Linked DNA regions of Mus musculus: region 1 is linked to region 2. The links are chromatin contacts, found by Hi-C in ENCODE. All regions are on one chromosome and are shown on one strand. The core of a region is the stretch at or near the end of the contact, and the rest is flanking DNA. Distances in the headings are between cores, read along the strand shown. Region 1 holds the start of 6330415G19Rik (RIKEN cDNA 6330415G19 gene). Region 2 holds the start of Zfp943 (zinc finger prtoein 943).

What was found. Hi-C counts contacts between places; a loop is a spot of excess contacts on that map.
Region 1: a loop to region 2 is called in a map of T-helper 17 cell, with 4 times the contacts of the local background. The contact joins the promoter of 6330415G19Rik here to the promoter of Zfp943 in region 2. A Hi-C loop is called at or near these places in 2 of 37 maps with a recorded cell type or tissue (T-helper 17 cell and regulatory T cell).

What each region holds. Positions count from the first base shown.
Region 1 is chr17:23,546,013-23,552,227 of GRCm38, reverse strand. 6330415G19Rik (RIKEN cDNA 6330415G19 gene) reads right to left here and starts at 1,429. Exons shown (of 2, transcript NR_126484.1): 1 at 1,328-1,429. n-TRccg2 (a tRNA gene) reads left to right here and starts at 1,893; the gene lies at 1,893-1,965. n-TPtgg6 (a tRNA gene) reads left to right here and starts at 5,681; the gene lies at 5,681-5,752. n-TKctt14 (a tRNA gene) reads right to left here and starts at 4,868; the gene lies at 4,796-4,868. It also overlaps n-TRcct2 and the pseudogene Casp16.
Region 2 is chr17:21,959,463-21,965,671 of GRCm38, reverse strand. It overlaps Zfp943 (zinc finger prtoein 943), which reads right to left and starts at 3,113. Exons shown (of 4, transcript NM_001025373.2): 1 at 2,853-3,113. It overlaps Zfp942 (zinc finger protein 942), which reads left to right and starts at 3,208. Exons shown (of 6, transcript NM_001199048.1): 1 at 3,208-3,416. It also overlaps the pseudogene Gm7805.

The DNA of each region.
Region 1 (6,215 bases), core at 180-2,679, 1.6 Mb before region 2:
GAAGCCAGTTACCCAGAATGCTCTCTGCTTCCCCTCCTCACTTCTTCCACCCACAATAGGCCACTGAAGGTTGGGATGTCAGCCCAAGGTTGACTCTGACCCCATCCCCTCACCTAGGCTGTGTGGCTTATCGGGATGAAAAGGGCTCGGACTTTGTCCAGACACTGGTGGAGGTCATCAGAGCCAACCCTGGAAGAGATCTCCTTGAGCTGCTGACTGAGGTGTGAGGAACGGGGTTAGGAGGGGAGAAAGAGGGGCTGGATCTGTGGGAGTGTTCTCATTACCTTCCACTTAACCCAGGGAAAGGAGAAGCAAGGAGAAGGCTCTCTCTCTCTCTCTCTCTCTCTCTCTCCCTCCCTCCCTCCCTCCCTCCCTCCCTCCCTCCCTCCCTCCCTCCCTCCCTCCCTCTTGCCCTCACATCAAGAGATGCTCAAATACAGGGCACATTGGTCAGACAAACTCAGCAGCAGCTATTACATACACTAAATAAAGTTCAGGAGAGGAGGACACCAGAAGCCATTGGGAGGAGGGGACTGAGGTGGGGGGTATACTGGGAAGTAGAAGGAGCCAGCAGGGGGTGCAGGAAGGGAGGTGCCACTGGGTTGTTACAGAATAGGGTCAGTTCATTTGTACAGTTTTGCAGGCTAATAGGGAGGTCCTCTTCTTGTGTTGAGGTCAGGGTGGGCAATGCTGGTCTGGCTGATTATATGATTATATATATGGGGTGGGGAGCCTTTCCCTTTGGGTGGGGGACTTTTTGGTTGAGAGCAAGGAGCTCATGTAAAACTGCTGGGTTAGTATTAGGCTCAAAGATGATTAGGTAGCACTTGAAATTTTAGGCTTACAGAACAACAGACACAAGAGTCGGTCATTGAGGAGCATGCCTGTAGCTGGGAGGTAGTGGCAGGACCAGAGACTGAGACCAGCCTAGGATTCATAGACTATTTCAGAAAGTATCGACCTCTCCGCAAAAACCCCTCCAGCAGACAATGACTGCAGTGGGTGTGATGGACTGAGCCCCTCAGGGCCTAGCTGAGTGTCAACAGGGTCAACAGGCGGGTGTGTGAGCTGGACGTCCTGGGGCCAGACAGTGATGAGCTGTGCAAAGCCTGCCTGGAGATCCGCAGCTTGCTCAGGCGCCGGCTCTGTTTATAGGACGAGCAACCTCACCACTTCCCCTACATCCCCTCTTCACACCCTGTCATCGATGCAGCAGTTTGGGCGTGGGAGCTCACATAGCGCCAATAAATATGTATGTGTTCATGATCGGCGTGCTCCGGAAAATGTATGCTCTTTCTGAAATACGTGAGATAATGGGGAAAGTTACCTGGTAGTAGATAGGGGATCGACTGTGCTCTCGGGAACCAGAGGTTGAATCGGGTCTGTGCTTCCTGTCTGGGACTACGGAACCTCACAAGGCTGACCTGGATATGCTGGGAGAGGCTTAGGGAGAAAGAAGTTCTGGGAAGGATCATCTCCGGAACTATAACTCTCGCCTCGCTGAGTCCCTGATGCGGGCGGTCTCAATCTCCACATGGCGCTGGGGCCATGGAGTTGCCAGAGAGGCGAGCCAGCACGGGTCTGGAGACTGGAAAAGACAATTGTGGATACTTCAGTGACGTGATAGGGCAAGTTCATGTGGGTTGTCCCTGGTCTTGAGTTGAGGGCCAGCCAATGGAGGAGATCTGAAAGACGAGCCTCTAGGATCCGGAAGGGCTTCTGCTGACTGACTGCTCAGGAGTCTGATTATATCGGTTCAAACTTGTGGAGGCTCCTTTGAGACTGTCACTAAATAGATTGGCTCAATAGGTAGGATTTTTCTTTGGTTTAAGCATGCGCAGTAGGCGCTTGAATAAGTCTTATGGAGAGAGCTAAGGCCTGAGTCAGTGTAGGGCCGCGTGGCCTAATGGATAAGGCGTCTGATTCCGGATCAGAAGATTGGGGGTTCGAGTCCCTTCGTGGTCGCTGCGTGCATTTGCTTTTTAAAAACCTACCTTAAAATTTCCCATTCTCAAATTTGCTTTTCAAACTCTTGTCTGGTACCCCGGAAGGAAGACCAGCATGTTTGTATTAAGTAGGTGAAGTTATTATCTCAAGACAGACTACGAGCAGCTCGAATTAGTGCCAAGGAAAGGAACCGAATAGATGCTAGATTGGATTGCTTACGTGGTGGGTGGGAGGTGTCCCAAGGGAACGTTAAAGACATTTGATTAAAATAAAAAACTCAGTAGGCTATCTGGGTGAATGCAATTGTCACTGAACTGAACACTTGAAAATAACTAAAGCAGTAAATTCGGTTTATATGTCCACAGCTTTAAAATCCATGAAACAGTAAGAAAATTAGATTTCTTACAATGTCCAGGCACACCTGTAATGCCGGTATTTAGGAGGCGGAGGCAGGGGAATTAAAAGCCACTGGGCTACATGAGATCCTGTCTCAACAACAACAGAGGCGTCTCCTTACAGGTCCAGTGTAAATATAAATTTTTAAATAGCAAGAATATGTCCCAGATTGAGTTGACATTTAACCTGGTGTGTGTGTGTGGGATATCTCTATTTAAGGGATTCGGTCTAAGTGGAACCGTTGTCATCCCTACAACTCCCAGGAGAACCACAGAATGGGAGGGCGGGGTACCAGCTCACGTGACAGAGCCTTGTGCAGAATAATTTTCTCTTTAATGTTACAGTGGCTTAATAAAGCTTGCAAATATGTTATATCAGACACACACATGAGATAAAGGAGAGTCAAAAGGACACGAGGATAACGCAACTGGGCCGGAACCCACAAGCCTCAAGCCAAAACTCGACCTCAGGTTCTTCCGACTGTGCTGTTTAGTTGTTGCTGTTGTTGTTTAATTTACTTTAATTTTTTTGAGGGGGGTGGGTATCAAGTAAAATATATAGGCCAGTTGTATACTCTATAAAGAGAAAGCATGAAGACCTGTCCCTACCAAGTAACATTTGGTTGAAGAGACGGTGGAAGACTGGACAGAGACCCGGCACAGTTATCCTGGACAGGGAACCGGCACTGCAAAGCACATACATTATCGTGCCGGCTCCAGTTTCCTGCATCCTGCATCACAAACACGTTTTCCATCATACTGGTCGTCCGGGTTCAAAGGGCTCATTCAGTATTGGAATCTTGGATATCTTGCACCATAGAAAGACGCGTACCTGTTCTGTAAACCAGTGAGCAAAATAAAAGCAGCGATGTACGTGTTTCAGTCGCCTCCTTACAAGTGCGTCCTCCTTTAGATCTTAAGGGTGCTCGGGGCCCGGCAACGTTAGAGCCGGTACCTTGGCTGAAATGGTACACACGGTTGATGGACACGGAAAGAACCCAAAGACTCAGACTGGTGGAACATCCATAACGTCTCTTTCTCGTCAGCCCCGGTGGCCTAATGGATAAGGCATTGGCCTCCTAAGCCAGGGATTGTGGGTTCGAGTCCCACCCGGGGTAATGAGGTGTTTTAGGCACTTTTAGGTAGCTGGTAAGTGAGCTGAAGAGAAACGGTTCCTTGCAGGTGGTTTTGCTTTCAAAATTTTGTTTTGTTCTCAAATAAATTTCAACCTACCATTTCAAGGTAATGTTTTGTTTTCAAATAAATGTCAACTTACCATTTCAATATAGTTCTGGCTGTCCTGAAATTCACTTTGTAGACCAGGCTGGCACTCGAACTCCGCCTGCCTCTGCCTCCCGAGTGCTGGGATTAAAGGCGTGCGCCACCATAGCCGGCTCAAGGTAATGTTTTGTTTTCAAATAAATACGCTTTCACTTTACAAAATACCATATGGTTTTATTTGAACGATTTTTATGTACCACCAATTATTAGTTGATACTCAAACATAGTAATTGTTCAGATCGTAGACGTACAATTCCATTGCAGTTCCTTAAAATACATACATACATACATACATACATACATACATACATACATACGTCTTGTTATGTAGACCAGACTGGGCTCGAACTCAAAAATCCTTCTGCATCTTCTTTCTGAACACTAGGATTACAGATGACTCCAGGTTAGGTTATATGTATTTTCAAAAAAGTCCTTTTTTTTTTTTTTTTTTTAAATAAACCCAATTATTTAGAGACTACCTTTCAAGGCAACTGGTTAATTTTTAAATTATAGTTTGGGGGCATAGATCACTGGTAGACTCAAGGCACTGAATACTATTTTCTTAGCTCGAATACATATTTGAAATAGATAATAATAGTATACTTTAAAAATACATAGAATGCATGGCTTCATCTTTCGATAAAAACGTCCCAAAATACAGGCTTTGATATATCATAAAATTGGAAGTTTCTGATGCGTGGTGTGTCAAGGACCCTTCCTAAATAATGCTGTCTTTCACAAGGCCTCCCTGAGGCTGCTGGTTCATCTTACACTGGGATTCTGCAACATGTACGATGTAATTATATTTTCTTCGTTTGTCAGTCTTAGCTGGGTACATAATGATTGTATGGAGGTCTTTGGGGTTTGACCCTGATTTTCTAGAGATTCAGTCCATAGATAGGGTCCTTAATGTTCTTCCTATTGTACCTTTAAATTATTTAAATTTGATGTGTTTATGAAGTATCAAATTAAATGTGTAAAAACTAAATCTATAGAGCTAATCTAAGTAAAAGGGGACTTTCCATAGGATTGTGACTCTTTTGCCTGGTGTACGAAATAAATGCTCTCTAGGCACTAGAGTTTATATCTCTCCTGTCTTCAGATTTCTGCCAGTTTCCAATCCTTTCCAATTTCTGGACTTCTGGCCGCTTTTTCATTTAAGCAAAATTACTCGCCCAACGTGGGGCTCGAACCCACGACCCTGAGATTAAGAGTCTCATGCTCTACCGACTGAGCTAGCCGGGCGGTGATGAGAAACTTATTCCCCACAGACCTCTTGGAATTCTATACACTTCCGGGTTCTAGAACGAATTAGACTTGTCTTAGAGCCATGGTGGTAGGTTTGCTCCTGTAGCTTCGTATCAATCGCACAGCCAGGGCTTGTGTGGCCCCTTCCGTTCCCAGGAGTCACAAGGTTGGGGACAAGGTGGTGGTCTGTGAGGATGTTAGTGAGACCCCCGTTTAGGGCCCGATCGGTTCCAGAATCTAATCATGGCGAGCATGCGTTTTCAAAGCCGCCGCAGGACACTGGATCCCTTGCCGAACGCTAAGCTGTGGGCTTCGGAAGAACCAACCCGGAGTTGTGGTTTCTGTGTCTGGGTCTCTGAGCTGCGCGGGTCTTCTAGGCAGAGTCTGGCCCCGAGTGGGTTTGGCCAAGGTACAGGATCTGCGGGTTCTATGGCTCTCCCGGACGACTGAGCTTGTGTGGACTGGCGTGTCAGGAAGCTCTCATTCTCGAAGTCCTAGACTTGGCTCTACCTGGGACAAAATTTCTGAGCCGCCGTCCACCATGAAACTGCATTGTTCACACAAACTCGCTGGCTTCCCTTTCCCGAAGGACGATGGTCTATGGTCATTCATATCGTACGCTGGGGGCCGTCTGACCTGTCTTGAGCGTTTCGGAACTTTCTCTCCAGGCAAGTCTCCACGGAGCCCGATCTCCTCCTTTCGCTTCCTGGAACTCTTAGAAAAATAAACTTGTGGAGTCGAATTCTAGCGGGAGCATGTCATTCAGCTCGAGATACCTAAAGATCAACGTTGAGGCTGCTTGTCACCGTGGCTCGTTGGTCTAGGGGTATGATTCTCGCTTTGGGTGCGAGAGGTCCCGGGTTCAAATCCCGGACGAGCCCAGTTTTTTAGCGCTCAGAGTGTCTGGTCCGACGCAACCCTATCTCCGTAGACTCCTGGATCTCACGAGCCAGGTTTTTTAGGAACCAGAGATGGGAGGAGATCCAGCTCCGTGGATACCAGTAATTGCTCAGAGGTCAGATACCCAGCGTGGGTTTCCTCCATGACTCCAGGATCATAGCTGAGCAGATACACGTTTTATTTTTTTATTTTTTAATTTTATCGAGACAGGGTTTCTAGCCCTGGCTGTCCTGGTGTAGAGCAGGCTGGCCTCGAACTCAAAAATCCGCCTGCCTCTGCCTCTGCCTCCCGAGTGCTGGGATTAAAGGCGTGCCCACCATGCCGGGCTTCAGATACACGTTTTAAATGTTGTTATATTTCTGGTCAGCTGGGCTGGACTGGGTTTTGCTCACATGTAGGTGAGCATCACTGCAGTGTTGGTCTTTGGCCACTTTTGCATCTCTC
Region 2 (6,209 bases), core at 1,864-4,363:
TTATCTACAGAGTCACAGAACTGCCAGGACTACATAGACAAAGCGTCATAAATAAATAAATAAATAAATAGCAGTAACAAAAACAAAAAAGTCTTCAAATCTAGTAAAGACCTGAGTTTAGAAAATTTTATCATTAAGAATCTTGAATGTTGACATCAAAAGAAGACAGAGTATACATAAAAGACCCAAAAAAGACCCAAATACTGAGTCACAGCTAGAATGTTCTTATTTAATCATGTGAAGAAATATAAAAGGATGATTTTAAGATTTGAAATACCAAAATCCTACAGACATTTTGAAATATAAATAGAGAATTATTTCTATTATTCCAAGCACATTCATGAAATGTGAAACCATTAAGACTTTAAAAAATTAGAGAAGAATCAAAATCATGGGTGATTTCAAAATATATTAAAATTATAGCAAAATATTGACAGTTGACAAGAAGACAGACAACAGCAGATATCAATGGAAAGGTAATATAGATAGGTTTAATATTATGCAGAAATATTAATCAAATGTTATCAAAATTGAGCTGGCATTGTTTTAGGAAATGGAGAAATTAACCATAAAAGACAAGAGAACCTAAAGGAAATACAAAATGCTCCAAAACTCTAATATCAAGAAAAACTAAGAGGCATCCATTGTTCTGACAAACATAATTATAATAAGAAGATATGAATGGAAAAGAAACAGCATTCTTCACATACAAAACCAAATTAAATTATATTTGCCTCTGTATATTAATTCTTACATAGTCTTCTACTACTTACAATGGGAATATTCTGATGTTATTCATGGTGCAAATATCCAGAACTATTTGGAAGGAAATAGAATCTGGCCAAACCAATCTCATGTCCCCTTTCTACTGGGACTTGAAGCCCCTCCCAATCGTTCCTCATTCCCTCTAACATACAGGATCCTTTGCTACTCTTTCCTCTCTTCACCATCCAGGGCTCTCAGATTCACAGGTAAGTAGCACTGACTGGGCAGGGGGCCCCTGCATATGGGAAAGATTCATAAGAAAGCATTCAGAACTTTTCATGGTACAAAAATAAATGATGCGTCCTCAGGATTCGGGAGCCCATCATGGTATTCCTTATGACGTGGCTGTGGCTGCGGAACCGCCTCACTGGTCGCTATTGGCAGGTATAGGAGGTGCTGAAACATGCTCTACATTTTAAGATTTTAGGGGAAGGAAGAATCACTGCTACCTGCTGGCAGTCAGGGCGGTGACCAGAGCCTTCGTGTACGAAGTCCCACAGACTTAAGAAGCAGAACTTTGAGGACCCTCTGGATTAATCCAATTACAGCTGCCTCCCAGGAGCATGGCTTACAGTACCCCGAATTCACTGTCAACTTAATGAAGTGCCAGGTGGAGCTCAACCGGAAAGTACCTGTGGACCTGGCCATCTACGAACCATAGACGCTTAAATCTTTGGCTGCTTTGGCTAAGAGGAGGCAGCAGGAAGGATTTGCTGCAGCTTTGGGGGATGGAAAGGAGCCTGAAGGTATCTTTTCCAGAGTGGTACAGTACCACTGAAGGCTGCAGTGCTATAGAAACTGTTATAAATAAGACAGGACCAAAAGGACTGTCACCAGTAAGTCTGATTTGTATCTATTACCATTTTAGTAACAGGCCTGAGACGACAGGTGTTTACTCAGTAACACAGCCCCAAATTGTCCAGTAAAGATTGTACAAATAAAGCTTTTGCTGTGTTGAAAGTAAATAAATAAATACATAAATACATTCATGAATGATGCCTCCAAAAAGGAAACTGTGAAGGAAAGAGTAAATATCAGAAATAAAAATGTCCCTTTTAATCTAAAGATTTCATTTAACTATGTGAGATGTGAGTCTCATTCACACATAGCTCAGACACAAAGAGAGTCATTCTCCCAGGAATCCTGAAAAGAAAGCTGGAGAGACTGCAAGAAAACTATTGTCTCCCATAGAAACCAGACTGCTACACTTGTCCAAAGGGAGATCTCTGCAAAAATCCCTGTCAGCAGAGTCTAAGCATTCCCACTCCTACAGGATGTCCACAACCACAGGACTTGATGATAACAAACCCTACAATAAAAAAAAAAAAAAAAAAAAAAAAAAAAAAAAAAGCTTGGCCACATATGTAGGTGCAGAGCGCTTTTCTTCAACCACAGAGATCTTTTTTCTGATACAGGAGAGTGATCGTAGTTGTACAAAAGATGCTTTCTAAAACTTTAATCTATACTGGGTTTTCTAATCATAACAATAGAGTGGTCTGATACACTCACATAGCAATAGTGAGCTTGCCTGGCCCTAAGGTGTACCATAAGAACTCAGCATATGAAGACGCACTTCTGAATGCTTTATTTACATCCGAAACTGCATACAACACTAAAGTCTACTTAGTAAATATTAATGTTTACAATCACAACCATAGCATAACATAAAGTATATTTTCTCGTTCAAAAAAAAAAAGAATCTGTACTGGTTCTTCATATGGTTAGTATAAATACAAAGTTCTATTTAGCGAAGTAAAAGGTATTCTCTTGAATAAGCAATTAGTAAAACACGGGTGTTAGAAACATGAATACATTTACGTCCCGTATGCTTTGTGATTGACACAATAGCAAACAGCAGATAATGCAACTGCTCTATCATTTTTAATGAGTTATTTTACAACTGAATATTCTGATAACTGGAGGATAAATGAAAAAAAAAATCATGATAGACCCCCAGTTCACAGGATCTCAATTTCCCGACAACGGTAAGATAACAGAACTGTGAGAGCGGCATCCATAAAAGCAGCTGCGTAAAACACCCCGCTGCTCCGCTCCCTCCCGTTTCCCAGCCCCGCAGCGCCTCTGACCTGGGACCTTCCGGGGCCACCGGGCTGCGGTGCCCGCCGCTGCGCTGCTGACTCTCCCAGGTCCGCAGCCAGGAAACTGCGTCTGAGGAGCTTTCCGGTTTCCGGAGGAAACTGGGGCCGAAAAACCAGCGCTCAGTTCGAGTACACATGGATTACACAGGTAGCAAGGGGAATGGTGGCTTTTCACGTCATTCTGGCCTGGACATTTGGAGCTGGCGACCTAGAAGAGAACGCAGCTGGACGGACTCTACCAACGTAATTAAGGAAGTGAAAGCGGCGGGCCTGAAGGCGTTAGCGCTGTCACGTGACCGGAACCGTGGTGTCCTGGGCGGGGCTAGGGGAGCCGCTCCAAAGATCGTGGCCAGAGACTGGGAACCGCGTCCCCTTAGGTACCTGTTGGAGCCAAGTTGTCTCTACTCCCACTGCGGGCGACTTACCCTGGCCTGGTTCTTTTCGAAGGCCGTAAACTCTCCTCAGATGCGGTTTCCTGTGCTGACCTGGGAGAGTCAGCCATCAGCCGCGCAGCCGCGGGCACCGCAGCCCGGCGGCCCTGGAACCTTGCAGGTCAGAGGAGCTGCGGGGCTGGGAAATGGGCTGGAGCGGAGCAGGGGCTTGTTTTCTGCAGTTGCTCTTAAGGACGCCGCGCTCACAATTCTGCTGTGGATTTTTATCATTGTCAGGAGGTTTGAGATCCTATGAACTGGGTGTATCGTGGTTTGTTTGTTTGTTTGTTTGTTTGTTTCATTTATCTTATGGTTACCAGAATGGTTTCCGAAAATAGTGTCGTAGAACATTTGCAGTACTGTAGTTTGCACACGGGGTTCTCTTTGTTACAGCAGTTACAAAGCTTCTCGAACTTAGATTTCTTAACTCCCTTGACCCATCATTTGCCTACTCAGGAGAGAGTGGCCTCTGGCCTGGGAAATAGGCATTCCCAGAGAGCTTTGTAGATATTAGTCTTATGAGGAACCAGTACACATTTGAGTGAATCAGAAAATATACATTACGAAGCACCAAAATTATGACTGTAAACATTAAGTTTTACTGACCAAAGTTTTGCTCCCCGTTAGAGTTCCATCTTAGATGCATGCTCTCTTTGATGTAAATACAGCATTCAGACATGTGTCTTCATATGCTTAGTTATTAACATCACACCTTACGGCTGAATGAAAATGAGATGATGACTGTCCAAAGGTGTGGCTGAGGAGAAGGTTAATTGTAGGTCATGATAATGCTCAGATTAGCTGGAGAAAACAAACAAACAAACAATTCCACCATTTGAGTAAGGGTTGTTAAATACTAACCAAGAGATGGACTTTGGTCACATGCTCCAGAGCTTTATAAAGACAAACCTATAGGCCACCATACTTTCCCATGCATGAGGTTTTGCAATTTTCTCAAGAACTAAAACTCCCAGCATTCCAAGAAGGTACCTGGTTCTTGCGAAGGTGGTGCTTACACGGTATTTTTGGGTTTTACAGTATGAACCAGAAAACAACCAGAGGCCACTTGAAGAGTCCAGACTGAACTAGGTATGGGGGTCAGGGAGGGACCAAGAGAAAAACCAGGAGCCAGGAAAGCTTCTAGCCAAAAATGTCGACTTTGATGTGTTAATAGGCACTTAAGTTAGCCATTCCTCTTGTGATATAGTCCAGCCCAGTATGCATGCTGTGAGAGGAAGATGTTTTTATAGATAGAAAAGTCAGTATAGAGTTTTTAAAAATAGGAAAGCATCTTTTGAATAACTGTGATTGCTCACTTACATCAGAAAAATGTCTCCTTAGTTCAAGAAAAGCACTGTGTCCACGCACATGTGACCAAACTATTTTTTTTTGTTTTGTTTTATTTTGTTTTTATTTTTGTTTCATAGTTTGTTGTTAGTAGTTTCTCAGACTTTGGACTTCTTGTAGTTGTGAGAACACCTAGACCCTAGAGTCAGGGCTTTTTTTCACAGACCTGTTAGAGAAGTGCAGCAGCCTTGATTCTGTGGGTCAGAATAGTTTTCTTGTAGTCTTCCTTGCCCCTACTAAGAGGTCCTGGGAAAACAACTCTGCATTTGTGTGAACTGTGTATGAATGAGTCTCACATCTCATAGAGTAAAATGAAATCCTCACAGAAAACGAGACTTTGGCATGATATTTTCTCTTTCTTCCTCCATGTCTCCTTTGGACAAGTGTAACCATTTTTCATTTTTGTTTTATGAAAAGTTTCAGGTGCATTCTGAAGAATTTCTTTCCTATATACAGGCCTCCCACTGCTCAGCTAGATCTGCTCACAGCTGAGTAATAATCTACTGTGCAAATGTACTACATGTTCTTTATTTATTCTTCTGTTGAAGGTCATCTAGATTGATTCTAGTTTCTAAATATTGTGAATAAAGCTGCAATGAGCCTGGTTTAGCAAGGGTCCTTGGGTAGATTGAAGTGTCCTTTGGGTATATGCCCTGGACTGAGTAGATCTTGAAGTAGTCTGATTCCCATCAGTTTGAAAAACTGCCACACTGATTTCCTTAGTGGCTGTACAATTTTGCACTCCCTCTAACAATGGAGGGATGTTTCTATTGCTCCACATTTATATCAGCATAAGCTTTCACTTGTGACGTTGATTTTAGCTATTCTGACGATTATAAGATGGAATCTCAAAATAGTTTTGATTTGCATCTCCCTGAAGGCTAAAAGTGTTGAATATTTTAAAGTATATTTTGGCCATTTGAGTTCCCTCCATTTAGAATTCCATGTTTAGATTTGCAACCCATTTATAAATTGTATATTTGGTTGTTGTTTTTTTTTTTTTTCACAGCTAGATTCTTAGGTTCTTTTTGTAATTTTGGATATTAATTCTCTATTGGATATAGAAACCCTAGACCTCGTAGTTACTTTTCATATCCTGTTGCATCAGGAAAGTTTGTGGCCCAAGCTCACAAGCTTGAATAAAGAATCCCATGTACTTGCATCAGAATAAAATAAAATAAAAAGAATTGGTAAAAATCTTCTTACACTCTGTAGGCTGCTGCTTTCTCCAAATGATGGTGTCTTTTGCCTTATAGAAACTTTTCAGTTTCCTGAAGTCCCATATATTAGTTGTTTTTCTTAGCACCTATGTTATTTTTTTCTTTTGTTTTAAAGAACGTCTTCTTCTGTGACAGTATGTTCACTTTTATTCTCTTGTCAGATTCAATGTCTTTGGTTTTATGTTGAGGTCTTGATCCACTTGCACTTGAGTTTTGTGCTGGGTTATAAGTATGGATCCGTTTGAATTCTGCTAGATACAGACATCCAGGTTGACCAGCACTATTAGTTGAAAATGGGAAATCTTTTTTTTCATTTTGTATTTCTGGCATCTTTATCAAAAACCAGG